Linked DNA regions of Homo sapiens: region 2 is linked to region 1. The links are chromatin contacts, found by Hi-C or POLR2A ChIA-PET in ENCODE. All regions are on one chromosome and are shown on one strand. Each heading gives the region's core, a stretch centred on a gene start or an enhancer-like site at or near the end of the contact. The rest is flanking DNA. Distances are from core to core; before and after follow the strand shown.

Region 1 (7,759 bases), core at 1,621-4,120:
CAAGTCAGGGAGAAATTTTGTTTGGGCCTAATGGGAAACAGTTTCTCTGCTCACAACATTTCTGACACCAAGTATATGGATTTTCTAGACCAAGAAATTCTCGAGTTCTCTTCAGAGACCAACTGGGGATCAACAATTCAATTTAATTCTGACACCCAAGGTGAGTGCAGACCCTACAGGTTAAGGGTTCAGTCCCACAAGACTGCTCCCCACTTCTGATGCCAATCACAAGTAGTGAGTCCCCAGGTTACCTATACTTCTGACCTGGCTACGTGGACCCCTCCTCAAGTCTGATAATTTGCTATAACCACTCACAGAACTCAGAGGAACACTTCGTATTACTGGTTTATTATAAAGGATATTCTAAAGGATACAAATGAACAGTATGACAGTCAGATGAATAGGTTCATAGGACAAAGTCCAGCCAATGGTCCTAGGTACAGGAACTTCTGTATCCGTGGAATTTTGGATGCATCACCTTCCTGGCAAGTGGACACATTCACCAACCTGGACACTTTCCCAATACCTTTGCTTAGGGGTTTTATGAAGGCTCTATTATGTAGGCATGATTGATTAAATCATTGGCCTTTGGTGATTAGCTCAATCTCCAGCTCCTCTTCCCTCCCCAGATGGGGCTGAAGGTTTCAATCCTCTAAACACACAGTTGGTTCCTCTGGTAACCAGCCTCCATCCTTCAAGACTCACCTCATTAGCATAAACTCAGGTGTGGTTGGAAGTGGCTTATTATGAACAATGAAAGATGCTGCTTTCACTTCTATTACTCAGGAAGTTGCTAGTGTTTTAGAAGCTTTGTGCCAGGAACTGGGGACAAAGACCAAATATTTATTTATTATTATATCACAACATCACAGTACCTAAGAAGCAAAGCTACATTCAGCAAGTACTGATGGGAGTCAAGGTTATATGTTGGAGGGCACCAATTTATTTGTATGGATTTGCTTTATTTATTTATTTTTGTAAGTAAATAAATTTGTCTTGCTATGTTTCCCAGGTTGGTCTCAAACTCCTGACCTCAAGCAGTCCTTCCACTTTGGCCTCCCAAAATGCTGGGGTTACAAGCATGAGCCACTGTACCCAGCTGTGCATTTTTTTAAACTTTATTTTATGTAGTTTTAAAACTATATATATTTTATATAGTTTTTTATAATTAGAAATGTTAATGAGTAGTTTTCTATTTATATTATTAGTTTAATAAAAGCTTCTTTTATACAATAAGAAAAATGGACTCAATTATTAATATATTCTCAGTTATTAATAATTATATTCTAAATTACCAATTCTCAATTATTAATATTCAATCAATAATAATATGTTAATATATTCTCAATTATTAATATTCTGAGAGGTGTGTCTGGGGAAAGCCAGTGGGAATATATTACCTAATTCAGGACTCCATTTTGTCCCCTAGCAGCTATACAAATTGCAGGCATAGTGATCCTGCCTGGGAAGTAATAACCAGCCTTGTAAACTGGAACCTACTGAGTGAAAGTAAACATCAAATCATGGCAAAGATTGGTTGGCAATTACTGTAAATAAAAAATGGAACCTATTATATTGTGATTGCTTACTCCCATATCCTCCACTAGGAGGATAAATTTTGTGAGAGCAGGGACTGTATTTGACTTATTTAAAGTTACATATATATATCCTAACTGTGTATAATACATAGTTGCTATTAAAGAAAAAATATTAAATGAATAACTGGGGTAAGTCATGAAGAGGGAAGCAGAAACGAGAGAAAATTGAACTATATTTAGAGATGTTCCTTCACTTACAAATGGGTTACATCCTGATAAACCCATTGTTAAGTTGAAAATATTGTATAAATGGAAAATGCATTTAATACACCTCAGCTACCAAATAGCATAGCTTAGCCTAGCTATGATGAGCTGAAATGTGCTCAGAACATTTATGTTAGCCAACAACTGGACAAAATCATGTGACAACATAGTACAATGTAGAGTGTAGGTTGTTTACCCTCATGATCATGCGGCTGACTGGGAACTGTGGTTCATTGCTGCTGTCCAGCATGGCGGGAGATGGAGAGAGATAATATCATATCTCTTTCTATTGAATGCACATCACTTGTGCACCATAGTCAAGTTAAAAAATTATGTCAGGGACCATCTGTATTTCCCAAATTTGTTTAGAATCCTCCTTGGTTTCTCCCATAGATGGTTGATCCCATCTAGAAGGGCTTATTAAGTACCAAAGAAAGTCTTAAGTTTTGTTTCAAAGTATTGATTTATCTCTACATTGACAGCATGCTTCTTAACAGCAGGCTAGAAATTGGATTGGTGGTTTCTTTTAGTCTTAGAACTAAGACTTCAGGGCAAAGATGTGGAATTTGAGACCAAATTATGTCCTTCACCTAAAATGCACCAAATCAAATAAATTGTCTCTAGGTAATCCTTGGCATGCAGGCCTGTCTATTTTATAGAGAGTGGGTAATCCAACCCCTTCCTGAAAGTGCCTATTTAATTTATCTGAATTAAGTGGGAACAACAAACAGAAGTGTTTGAACCACAAGATAAAGTAACTGAATTGCAAAGCCAGGAATGAGTCCAGGTTAGTAGACACACATTAGGAAATGCACTGCAAAATATAAAGTGGGAGTCTTGCACCTTTGCAAGGATTAATGCTTTGAAAATATGATAGCTCAGAGAAAAAAGAAAGTTTTAGGAACTTAGTGCCATTAGGAACTTAAGGCCATTTTCTAAAGCAGCCATTCTCACCCAGAGGGCAAAAGACGCCTTTCAGCTGGAGTGGCTTTTGCCATTGCCTGGTGCCAGGGAGCTGAAGCCTTGGCAGCTGGTTGTACACAGCTCTTTCCTTGCAGGAGTGCCAGTAAGGAGAGGCTTCCAGAGCATGTCTGCACAGGAGACCAGAGAGCTCAGGTTTTTAAGTTCTAAATAAGGAGATTTATTCTGACTAAGACTCCTCCTTAGTCAATCCTTGATGACTCCAGAGATGGCAGGGCTGTTAGTTTCGTTATGTTATTTAAAAGAGTGTGTTGAAGAAAATGTTAATTGATCCAGATGACTATGTGCATTATATCACAAAAGAAAGTTCATTTTTCACACTTTTGTCATCATCAGTCCCTCTATTTTTTATACTACTAGCCTGACCTCTTAGGCTCTTCTAGAATTTCAGAGAGCCAAGAAACATGTTTTTTAAAGTACCATTTTTCAACAATAAGTGTATGAAAATAAAAACAGTTTGATCATCTTCTCTCAGCAAAGGTAAAACATTTTTAGGCAGTAAGTAAATAGAAGGTTGTTTTAAGGTGCACTAAACCTGGGCAAGGAAAAGTATTCTGGAGACAAACAAGAGCAGGAGAGATAGTAGAAGCAGAGAAGAAATCTGGGTGGGATATTCTACAACCCTGTGACCCCTAGAGTGGTCTGTGGACCAGCAATGTCTACAACACCTGGCAGAATTCAGTCCTCTTATCCCTCCAACCCACTGAATCAGAATCTGATTCTTAAAAGGATTCCCAGGGGATTTGTATGTACATTGAAGTTTGAGAGCTCAGCTCTTGGAGCCCAGAGAGGAAGAGTTCTGAGTAAATCTGCCACCACTGAGGCTCTCAAACTTTGGTGAATATAGGAAACTCGTGAAAAGGTTACTAAAAAGGAGTGTTTACGGGTCAAAGAGGTTCTGATTCTATAGACTTGTGTGGTACCTTGAAAATCTGTATTTCTAACAAATTTTCCAGGGCTTCTGACACATATGATCATTGAACCACATGTTAAGAAACCTCTACTGCTGATTTCATGATTTAATGAAGGAAGACTATGCTTACTAAATAATACCCACTGAAGCAGCAGGCCATAAGAGGCTTTCTGCCTGGGAGAAGCGTAATGGAGTTGCCTGTCTAAGATATAGTTACTGGTTGCAGGGCCCCTAAGACCTCATCTTTCTAGACTGATCTGTGTTCTAATCACATTGAGCTCTCCAGTTTCCCAAAACTAGCCACATGCTTTGCAATGCTGTTTTCTCTGCTCAAGTTTCTGAGTCAGTTTGGATTCTTGTTTAAGGTATGTACTAGTGGTGTGACCTCAAGCAAGTGACTCACAATGTGTTACACTCAGTTTGCTCATATGTAAAATGGGTTCTGTAGTATCTGTCTCATGGGGTTATCGCAACAATTACAAGAGAAATGGCCCATGTAAAATATATAGATAGCAGAGTGTATAGCATTTAACAGATATTTAGTACATGATCATAACTATTGCTTGCATTCTTTCTTGTCTGAAGAACTCCCGTTTTTCCTCCAAAACTTAGTTGCTCTTTGTAAGTCCTTGACAAGCTCCCCACTACCACTATGAAGTTGCTCACACATCTGTGCTCTCAACAGTACTTAAACATTTCTCTCTGTGTCCCTTGTGATATGTTGTTATTCGTTCTCTTTCTTTCTGCTGAACTGTGAGCTCATCAAAACAAACAATAAAAACAAACCCTGTCTTATCTGTCTGTATAGTGTTAGCACCACACACCTAATGATAAAGGCAAGGTGATTGTTTATGGGCTAGGCCCTGTTCTAAGCACTTTTAATGAATTAACTCATTGATTCCTCAGAACAACCCTATTAGGTAGGCATGGCTGTTACCTCCATTTTATAGATGGGGAAGCTGAAGCACAGATAAGTAACTTGTCCAAGGTGATACTATTCAGTGGTAGACCTGTAATTAGAATCAATTTAATAGCAGTCTGGTTCCAGAGTTCAAGGCAGCAGACACTCACTCAATAAAGGCTTGTTGAATTGCATTACACTGTGAGTATACCAGCTTTAGATGTGGTCTTCCTGCTTTAAGAAATGGTGTTCTGAAGGTGACTAAGGAGAAAGTCAAATCATTGTTACAGTTTTCTGGTGTGTCTTATTGACCTAAAACAATATCAAAACATATCACAGATGTACAATGTTTAATGGGTTCATTCTGAAAGGACACCTCGAATCTGTTACGAAATTGTGAAGTACCCAGACTATTTCAAAGAGCAAGATTTTGTAGAACAACAGGAGGAAATGAAGACTTCCTGACATGGTCATTTCTTTCTTTTTTTTTTTTTTTAGCTTTATTGAGGTATGATTTACATAAAATAAATTTCTCTTTGAAGTATACAGTTTAATGAATTTTGGTAATTGTAGATAGCTATTATAACTTTTACCATAATCAAGATATAGATAAATTATATTATTCTAGAAAGTAGCCTTTGTGCCCCTTTGCATTTTATCCGTTCTCCTGACCTCTGGCTCCAGGTAACCATTGATTTGCTTTCTGTCACTCTAGTTTTACCTTTTCCAGATTGTCATATACATGGAATCATACAATATGATAGTCTTCTTAGTCTGGATTGTTTTGCTTAATATAAAGCTTTTGAGATCCATCTGTATTATTGTTTTGATCAGTAGTTTTTTCTTTCTTATTGATAAGTAGTATTTCATGTCATAGATATACTCTGATTTGTTTACCCACTCACCAGTTGATGGACATCTGGGTTATTTCCAGTATTTGGCAATTATCAATAATGCTGCTATGAGTATTCATGTAAAATTCTTTGTGTGGAAATATGTTTTCATTTCTCTTGGGTAAATACCTAGAAGTGGGTTTGCTGGGTCTGCCATACTGTTTCCCAGAGTGGCTATACTGTGTTGTACTCCCCAGCAATATATTAGAGTCTGGTTGTTCTTATCCTTGGCAACATATGATATTGTCAGTCTTTTTAACTTTAGCTATTCTAGTAGATGTTTACTGGTCGTTCTTGTTGTAGTTTTAATGTACATTTTCTTGATGAGTAATGACATTGAGCATCTTTCTTAGGCTTATTGTTTATTTGCATATCATCATTTGCATATTGTTCATTTGCATGCCATTGTGCAAATCTTTAGCTTACTTTTTTAAAAAATTGGGTAGTGTATCTTCTTTCTACTGAGTTGTATGTATTTTTAAAAGTATTCTGGATTCAAGCTCTTTGTCAAATATATGGTTTGCAAATATTTTCTCAGAGTTTGTGGCTTGCATTTTTATTTTATTTTTAAATTATGGGGTTTTATTATGCATAGAAGGCTCATTCCTTCTTGACTACTTTCCACATGGCAACTTGAACTTTGTATGCTTGGCGGGGTGGCAGTAGTGGCTGTACCCTGGCTTGCTCATGTCTTGGTCACCCTGAAGCCTTTGTTAAGGATCTCCGCCTTGGAGGTGAGCAGCCCTGGCTGCTGCTTTCCAATGGCTTCATTTCCTTACTTGTGTCTTTAGAGAGCAAAAATGTTAAATTTTGATTAACTTCATTTTACCTATTTTTTTTTCTTTATTGTGCTAATTGTGTCTTGCTTAAGAAATTTTTGCCTAACCCAATGTCACAGAGATTTTATTCTAGAAGTTTAATAGTTTCTTATATTTAGGTCTACCATTTATTTCAAATTAATTTTGAATCCGACATAGAGATTTAAACCCTGCTTTCACAAGAGTCCTCTCTTCTTGGTGATGTACCACATAGCTCATCACATAACCCTGTCACGTTAACCATGTCCGTGTAGAAACTAGTATAAAATAGTGTGTGTGTGTGAGACTCAGGGAAACCTTTTAAAGCTGGTAGCTGTTCAGTTCTCAAGTTCGACAATAAATGGTATTGTTTAAATTAGGCTTGTGATTTTTTCCGCGTGTCAGATGTGCAGAAAGAACGTGTGGGAAATAACTTATGGTAGATATGAACTTCAGGTAATTTTTTAAAGTCATTAAACTCTGGGCAGATATGTTTGAAGCAAAGTTAACTGGATAGAATAAGGAATGACTGTAGTGCCCATTTATGCCTCCAAGTTTTGTTAAGTCTTAAATATTAGACCAAACGATATTGTTTTGCTTAGTTTTTACTTCTCTGCCCATTTCCAGGAAGCACCAACTCTTTATTTGAAAAGGACAAACTATTTTCTTATTTCTGCAAATCTGTTTGAAAAAGGGAAGAACCAATCTTGGGAAAAAAATTCAGCCTGATGTTCTTTTTCCTAGCATGCCTTTTGCCCGTTACCACTTCCACATCCCCTGTTTCTAAGATAGTCTGAAATTTCAAAATGCCTACAAAAAGTTCTCTGTCTTTAGGTTGTTTGGAATTGTTAATTATTGGTGGCAATGGATGAGTGTTCAGCACCTTGGAACTTTTGCAAAAGAAACTTAATAAGGATACGTTTGCTGTAGTTGGAAAAGTATTTGATGAACAGCTGACCTTTCAAATGTTTACATGAGTTGAATCTCTGAACTGCTAATGTTTGGAAGGTCCAAGTTCCAATTCAGACTTAGACACTGAATCCCTTTGTAGAGAAAGCTTTGAAATCTCTTCAGCTGTAGTTTTCTCTCTCTTTTTTTTTTTAAGGCCAACTTCACCTACCAGTTAATTGGTTAATGTTTGTGAATGCTTTGAGTAGGCAAAAAGCACTTTCTCAGGGCAGTGCCCCATTGTTCCCTCTCCCAATTGTGGTTTGCCATTCACCTGAGTAAGTGGATAAGCCATGGGCCAAGTTTGCATTGTAGAAAGGAAATGATTCTACAGATACTTAGCCATGGGATGGAAAAATATGTTTCTTTCACGTAGAGTTTGTGAATAAAGCTTCCACTGTGCTGAGCAAAAAATGCAAAAGGAAGCCTTGTTGTCTGGATTAGGTCACTTATAAATACCTTAAAAATATTTACATAAATGTCTACTGACTAACCAATTCTCTGAGCACATTCCATAAAAATTT
Region 2 (7,759 bases), core at 3,039-5,538, 46 kb before region 1:
GATTTGAGATTTATCATTCTGCCTCCTACTATGCTATGCTGTTGTAAAGCTTTTGGAACACAAGAAGGTGTGTGTGTGCTGGAGGCTCCTAAGCCATCATTAGTGTACGTGAGACTGTGAGTAAGAGCTTCCCAAGCATACATGATCCATTCCTCAGTTTACCTGTGGGGAAGCTAACCTAGTAGTCATCATGGTTTATTCTCAGGTGGAGACAGGGGAATAATTTAACTTGGTTACCTGTTAAAGATGCATTTAGCTATTAGAGGATTTTAAGTGACCTAGATTTGTGTGTTTTATTGGCCATGAGAACAAAGAGGTAAATGGTAGCAAAGAGACAGTAGTTTTTTTTCTGCTTTGACTCCAGTATTTCTTGATGCTATTGACCAGGTGATAGTTAAAAGCCATGCTTGGTTCTCTTACCTCTTCTTACCCTCTATAAGAGTGAAGGTTGAATAGAGATTATTTCAGGGAGTGGAGAAAGTTAGAGACTCTCATAAACCTAGAGTTTCCAGACTTAATCTAAATTGTTTTTGCACAAAGCTAACTTTGATTATATAATATTCTGTTACAAATAAAGTTGGCATTAGAGTACTGCAGACAGCTGTTGAATGATAGGCAAAAGTATGTAATTGCAGCCCTCATAAAGATTTCATTTTTGTACTTTCATTTAAATTGATAATTAAATTTAAAGACATCAATCTTTATTAATTACAGAATGTGCCTAAACCCTGACCATGAGGATAGTTATTGTGGTAAAGTCTCTTGGTGCTGTCTGTCCAGTTATGAAACTTTTCTTCATTCACTTGTGCCTGATTTTCACAAGTGATATTCATTGTAGTTTGTGCCTGTGGCCTACAGGAGAAGAAAGCCACCTGTTTAACTATTTAAATAGTTATAAGCCCATAGTTGCCTGAAATAACCTAGTCTTTCGTAGAAAGGTATGAAATTCCCTTTTCTGGGAATTGTTTTTTGTTTCTGATTCTTGCCCTTGGTAACATTTATGCTACTATATTATTTCTATGCTATGTGCGTTAGTTAAACCAGCATAAAAATTAACAGAAGACTTCACAAAAAAGCCAGGCCAGATGTCCCCTTGCTTAGCTCCTTTTATCCTCTTTCCGCTGACTTCACATGTTGGTAATGGCTATGTATTTGGGTATATTTCTGGATTAAACATTTTAAAAGCTAACTGTTGCCTTCTGGTACTTGTTATTCCTGTTACCAATAGTTCCTAGTATTGTTAAAAAGTCCCTGATGAGTCAGTTCAAAAGGTTAGGGTTTAGTGAGAGGGATAGTACATTTCTTTTTGGTGGAAACTATTAACATATATAAGTCTTTGGCTTTTTTTTTTATCATTATTTCTTAAAACTTTGAAAGTATATTAATGAGTCAAATCAGCTTCCTTAAACATCAGTGAAATGTTTGGATTAACAATTTTTAAATTTTTATTTTAAAAAGCTTTAATGTTGTGAGGAAAAAAATTACTGGGGGAGGTACTCAAGAGAGCCTTTTGGGGTCCTGGAAATTCTTTATATCCTATGGTGGTTAATGATCTGTGTGTGTGTGTGTGTGTGTGTGTGTGTGTATTTATATGTATATATGTAGAAATTAATTGAGCTGTATGTTTAAAACTTATTCTCTATACTGTGTATATATTACAACACAGTAAGGCAAATTAATATTTTCTAGTTTTGAAGCATCTTTTATTTTAAAGCATTTAGAACATGAGATAAGGTAAGTGATAGGATTTTTTTAAAGTTGTAAAGCACTGTGCAACTAAAAGACACCACAATCTAGAAATAGAAATAGCATATTTGGTATACAAAGTGGGTTGTCCTCCACCCTGTAGGCATGGATCTTTTAAACCCTGGTTTAGCCCCTCAGCCTGTTGCCAGAGAGTGAATTCTCTTTGTGCTGAGATGACTCTTAGCTCTGCCCCTGCTGTGGGCCTTAAAGGTTTAATTCTAGGGCAATTAACCCACAGATCCTTTTCAAAGCTTGTCACCTTACTATGACTATGAAAGAGCACATATTGTCCCTGGTATGATCATGAACAAAGTTTCCAACAATTGAAGGGGAGTTCAGTGGAGTCAGGAACTGTATTAAGGAAATATATTACAGGGGCAGAGAGAGCACCTCCTAAGAGTGTAATGAGGAAGAGAACAGACTAGAACACTCCCATTCCTGTTAAAGCTTTGTTAAGCATTTTATGACAGAAAACTGCTAGTGCAGGCAGGTTAATGAAGAGAGAAGATGAAAAACTGTTCTGTGAGTTTCAAACTAGGTCTATCATTAAAAGAGGTTTAAGTGTCACTTGCAAGCCAGTACTTTGGAGACTGAAAAGTTGTAGTATACCCTTTTAGTGTGAATCTTGCTGACAGGGTCAGCCTGAACAATAGGGCTTTGATAGACAGCCTGTATCCCTTTTGCTATGACAGGGTTTGATCTCTTATCTCTTATGATTTCTGACTCTCTTTTCCCCATTGTCTCTGTACTGTTCCATTCATTCCCACTGCTTGCTATTTGATAATGATTTCTCTAACAACCTTTTTTTTTTTTCTTTTTTAATACCTCTGCACTTTCTGCCTATTTCTTTCCATTTTTAAGTCCTTTCTCTAGCTTGTTTTGAGCCAGTTTCAGGGCAAATTCTTGCCTGTCTTCCTCTCATCTGTTTCTCAGCTAGATCAGGTTTCATATCTCTTACTACTTCAGCCCATATAAGTTTTCCCTTTCCTGTTGTAGTTACCGTCTGACTTTCAATGTGGCACTTAATTATATAATTTCTGATCTTATTTGTTTTTTTAAATTTTTAAAAATTAAAATTTTTTTAGAGACAAGATCTAACTCTATTGCCTAGGCTGGAGTACAGTGGTGTGATCATACCTTACTGCAAGCTTGAACTCCTGGGCTCAAGCAATTCTCCCCCCTCAGTCTCCCTAGTAGCTAGGACTACAGGCATGCACCACCATGCCTGGCAAGTTAACAAAATTTTTTTTTTTGTAGAGATGGGGTCTTAGTATGTTGCCCAGGCTGGTCCCAAACTCCTGGCTTCAGTTGATCCTCCAGCCTCAGCCTCCCAAAGTGCTGGAATTACAGGTGTTAAGTCACTGCACCCAGCCCTGTTATTTCTTAAGTGATTCATATTTATGCCTTATTTCTCCAGTTTTCTTGGAGGGAAAGCATCACCTTCATTTTCTATCTACTTTAGGGGATAACACAGTGCTTTACATATAGTAAGCAATAAAACTACATCTGTGGGATAAACAAATTTATATTCAGGTTCCTATAATGTCAGGTACTCAATCCTTTGTTTAAAGTTAATGCCATGTAAAAATAGGTAATAGGGGTATTATATTTGAATTTCAAGCAATCTTGTGCTTAAGGTTATATTCTGTATTTTCTTTTTATTTTCCTTTTACAATTTAATCTGACAGTGGGGCCAATTTTATAGGTGTAGGAAATCCTTTGTCAAATATAGTCTTCCAGTAAATACATGTTTTAAATAATGCAATGTGGATATGGCTCATTATAGTCTCTAAATAATTACCAGGGCCCTTCAGTAAGGGAAATACTTTTCTGATGGATCATTAGGAATACATTTGTGGCAGACTTTTAAACCATTACTAATCATAGAGATGGTCTTAATTGCTTTCGAAGTGAAGAATTCTTTGAAATGTGAAGAATCACTTGCTAAACTTTCTGATTTGCTAGACTAGGTTTTCCTAAATTGGCCTAGTTTAAAATGGGCATACCTGTGCTTAAAAAGATCCAGAGACCTTCCACCTATCTGCAAATACAAAATTAGCAGTAATAACTGACAATCAGCCTCCTTTCCCTCTGTCAGTTATAGGGACTATTTAAGGCTATATCTTTTTCATGCTCTTGAAGTAATGTGAGGTTTAGATTTGACTCCCTTTAATCTGAAACACTGACTTAGCTCCAAACCACTTAACAGCCTGCCATTTTGCACTGGGAGGGGAAAAACAGCAATGTAATTTACTGTCCACATTTTATAGTTTTCCCTTAAAAAAAAAAAAAACTTGCTTACACAGTTCCTGTATTTGCACAGACTAGAGAGTGAAATGGCTTTTAAATGCAGCCCTGGCTGGGCAATGCCAGGAACCCACAGCAGCTGACAGGCCACTCTAGCTGGGGAAAGGCAGTCAGAGGTAAAGAGCATCTCTGGGAATAAAGGTGTCAGGGAGAGAGTGTGAGGGAAGATGTAGGCGGCACAGGTGGGAAGGACAGAGGGTCATGGCTGGCCTACGCTTCATAACTTACGTGCACATCTAGACACATCTTGATAACGATCCTGTCATCATTTTAGTCAGGCAGAAGCATTTCCTGGGCCCTGACTCATTGCTTGGGAATTTCTTCACCATTACCCTGTCTGAACCCTGGTCTCTTAGAGATCTAGCCAAAAGAACCTCTGGCCTTATATATTATCTCTATTACTGAATGAACAGTGTCTGTCTTGGGTCTTGTCTAGGAAAACGGAATAAGAAGCAGGATTCTTGAAGTCTCACCTTGAGAATCATGCTCCACCCCGCTAGAACTTTACCCTGACTCCTGGTCCCTGTGCCCTACTGCCTCACATTTTTCAACTTCTCCTGCTCCATATTCCCTTCCAGCTCCATCCATTCATGGAGCAGTTACTAAACATCTGATATGGGAACCCACCCACTGGACTAGTAAGGAACCCTGTATTAGTCAGGGTTCTTCAGAGAAACAGAACCAATAGGATTATGTGTGTGTGTGTGTGTGTGTGTGTGTGTGTGTGTATAATATGTGTATGTATGCACATGCCCAGTTAATTTTTAATTGTTCATGTATATATAATTAAACATATATGTATATTAATTTACATATTTATATACATATGCATAGTAAATGTGTATGTAAATACATATATGCATATATTTAACTTAAATATATACACATGTGTGTATATGTATAAAATATATTTTATATATACACACACACATATGTATATATATACACACACCTGTCTTCCTGTGTGTATATATACATATATACATACACCAATGTATACATTTTTACATATGGCTCTTGGTTTACATGTATACATACATGAAGACAAAATCGACAGGATGTATGCGTGTATGTATGTGTATATACGGATGTATATATGTATATATGTGCATGTGTATAACCAGATGTATATGTGTGTATGTGTGTGTATGTGTATATACAGATGTGTATATATATGTATACACATACACACACATCCTGTTGATTCCGTCTTCATGTATGTATACATGTAAACCAAGAGCTGTATGTATATATGTATACATTGGTGTATGTATATATGTATACATACACATGGGAAGACAGGTGTGTATATATACATATATATGTGTGTATGTATATAAAATATGTTTATATTACACATATATACACAAATATATGTGTATTTTAAGAATTTAAGATTTATTTTAAGAAACTGGCTTATGTGATTGTGGAGACTGGAAAGCATGTGTGTATGTATGTGTGTGTGTGTGTGTGTGTGTGTGTCTATGTGTGTGTGTGTGTGTGTGTGTCTATGTGTGTGTGTATGTGCATACATGCACATGCCCCAATAGTGTGTGTGTATCTATCTATCCATCTATCTTTTTTTAATTAAAAAATTTTAAGAGACAGGGTCTTGCTCTGTCACCCAGGCTGGAGTGCAGTGGTGCAATCGTAGCTCACGGTAGCCTTCACTCCTGGGCTCAAGTGGTCCTTCCATCTCAGCCTTCAGAATAACTAGCCCTACAGGTGTGTGCCACTACATCTGGGTAATTAAACTTTTTTTTTTTTTTTTTTTTTTTTTGTAGAGAGGGAGGTCTTGCTGTGTTGCCTAGGCTGGTCTTGAACTCCAGGCCTAAAGCAATCCTCCTGCCTTCACTTCCCAATGCGCTGGGATTACAGGCATGAGCCACCACACCCAGCCTATCTATCTTGATTTGTTTTAAGGATTTGGCTCATGTAGATGCGGAGATTGGCAAATCCAAATTATGCAAGCCAGGCATGATGGTTCACACCTGTAATCTCAGCACTTTGGGTGGGCGATGTGAGAGGATCGCTTGAAGCCAGGAGTTTGAGACTAGCTTGGCCAACAAAGCAAGACCCTGTCTCTACAAAAATAAACCAGGGAAGTGTTGAGGTTGAAGCTTAAGTCTGAAGACAGTCTGGAGACATAATTCTCTCTTCCTTAGGGAAGGTCAGCCTTTATTCTCAGCCTTTATTCTATTAAAGCCCTCAAATGATTGGATGAGGCCCAACAACATTATGAGGGTAATATACTTCACTTAAAGTTTCATGATTTAAATATTAATCTCACTATCCCTAGTCAAGTAATTATTCCTTCCTCTCCATTTCCAAAGCCCTTTGTTTATAACTGCTATGGAACCTACCACAAGGCTCATAACTTGATTTATAGTTGTTTATTTATGTAAGCATCTTCCTAACTAGACATTTATTAATCAAGGACAAGGGCCCATATTATTTTCCTTTGTCAGAGTCACTATCTGTGATGACTGATTTTATGTATTAATTTGGGTAGGCTATAGTACCCACATATTGAAGGGACAGGATTCACAGTATGAGAAATTCTTCAAACACAGAATGCACGTTCACAAGATGCTGGGTGGCCACAAACATGCCTACGTTAGTGAGTGAAGAAGAGGGAGGAATCAAAACTGATTCCAAGTTTTCTCATTTAGCAGCTGGGTGATTGGCGATGTTGTGACCAAGGCAAGGAAAATGGGAGGACTAGATCTGTGGGACAGAAAGACAAAATTGAGTTTTTGTTTTTGAATACGTTGAATTGAAGATATCTGCAGCACATCAGTGTGGAGACAGTTGTACAATAGACAGAAATTTGGGTTCTAGGCTTAAAATAGCAGATAGGACTAGAGATATAAATTTCGTAACCACCCTATAGATGTGGCAATAGACAAGGCTAAACAGGAAGTATGTAACCCTAGGAACATCTGCCCCAGAAGGGCAGGTGGAAGAGGAGGAATGCTCGCCCAAGGACTAAGGAGAACAAGTTGGGGAGGTATAAGGAGAATCCAAAGACTGAGAAATCTACAGTGTCATGGAAATCAAAAGTGCAAAGGAAGAAGGTGGTGAGCAAGAAAGTGAAATGTTACAGAGAGATGAGTAGAGTGAGGACTAAAGGGCACTGGATTCCCCAGGCAGGAGGTCATTGGTGGTATGCAGAGGTGCTTTGCCTTAGGCCAAGATCACGACCCATTTAGGGTAGACAGTCACATGCTGTGGGCCTCTCCTCAGCCCTCACCAATATACAACATTCATCCTTTTGTACCCACCCTTCCCTCAGTCCCCGCAGTGTCCCTTCTCAAGCCCACTTCACCCTATATTTCCTAACAACCCTTCCCCAAACCAGCACCCCATTTGAGTCTCAGGTCCCAGCTCTATGCTTTCCCAGACACACCATTCCCCCAGCTACTACCACCATTACCATCTCTCTGTCTCCAGTCCCTTTCAGTTCTCTTTGGTATTTTTCTGATTGTAGAATCACTTGTCTAGCACTCGTATATCAGTCCCCAGGCATGAACCAGTTTCTCTGCTTCCCTTTTTTCCATCCCTATTCCTAGGCATCCTTCCTACCCACCAATGGCACTGTCATTTTCCCCAAAGTCCTACCAATACTTCATGGACCAGCCCTCACCTGTACCCAAAGTTTTCCTGGCACCAGGCCTATTGTTCTTAATCTTTGGAGACTTTCCTG

Evidence for each region. Hi-C counts contacts between places; a loop is a spot of excess contacts on that map. ChIA-PET counts read pairs that join two places held with the same protein, here RNA polymerase II (POLR2A). Pooled maps may share reads with other maps.
Region 2: a map of mammary epithelial cell shows a loop between it and region 1 (4-fold over the local background). The contact joins two enhancer-like sites. A Hi-C loop is called at or near these places in 1 of 168 maps with a recorded cell type or tissue (mammary epithelial cell) and 9 of 50 pooled maps. POLR2A ChIA-PET finds 5 or more read pairs at or near these places in 8 of 52 experiments (AG04450, BJ, H1 and 5 more).

The regions. Positions count from the first base shown.
Region 1 is chr5:96,110,846-96,118,604 of GRCh38, forward strand. All of the region lies in intron 1 of LOC101929710 (a long non-coding RNA gene), which reads left to right. It also overlaps a transcript of CAST not described here. Among named protein-coding and RNA genes, the nearest start is that of MIR583, 36 kb to the left of the region's middle. Within about 2 kb of position 2,871, at least 3 of the 41 ENCODE cell types and tissues checked have a DNase peak (open chromatin) inside an H3K27ac peak, as active enhancers do; they include mammary epithelial cell, where a contact is called at or near this core.
Region 2 is chr5:96,063,848-96,071,606 of GRCh38, forward strand. All of the region lies in intron 1 of LOC101929710 (a long non-coding RNA gene), which reads left to right. All of the region lies in intron 1 of LOC105379096 (a long non-coding RNA gene), which reads right to left. It also overlaps a transcript of CAST not described here. Among named protein-coding and RNA genes, the nearest start is that of MIR583, 11 kb to the right of the region's middle. RefSeq lists an enhancer at 1,609-2,511. Within about 2 kb of position 4,289, at least 6 of the 41 ENCODE cell types and tissues checked have a DNase peak (open chromatin) inside an H3K27ac peak, as active enhancers do; they include mammary epithelial cell, where a contact is called at or near this core.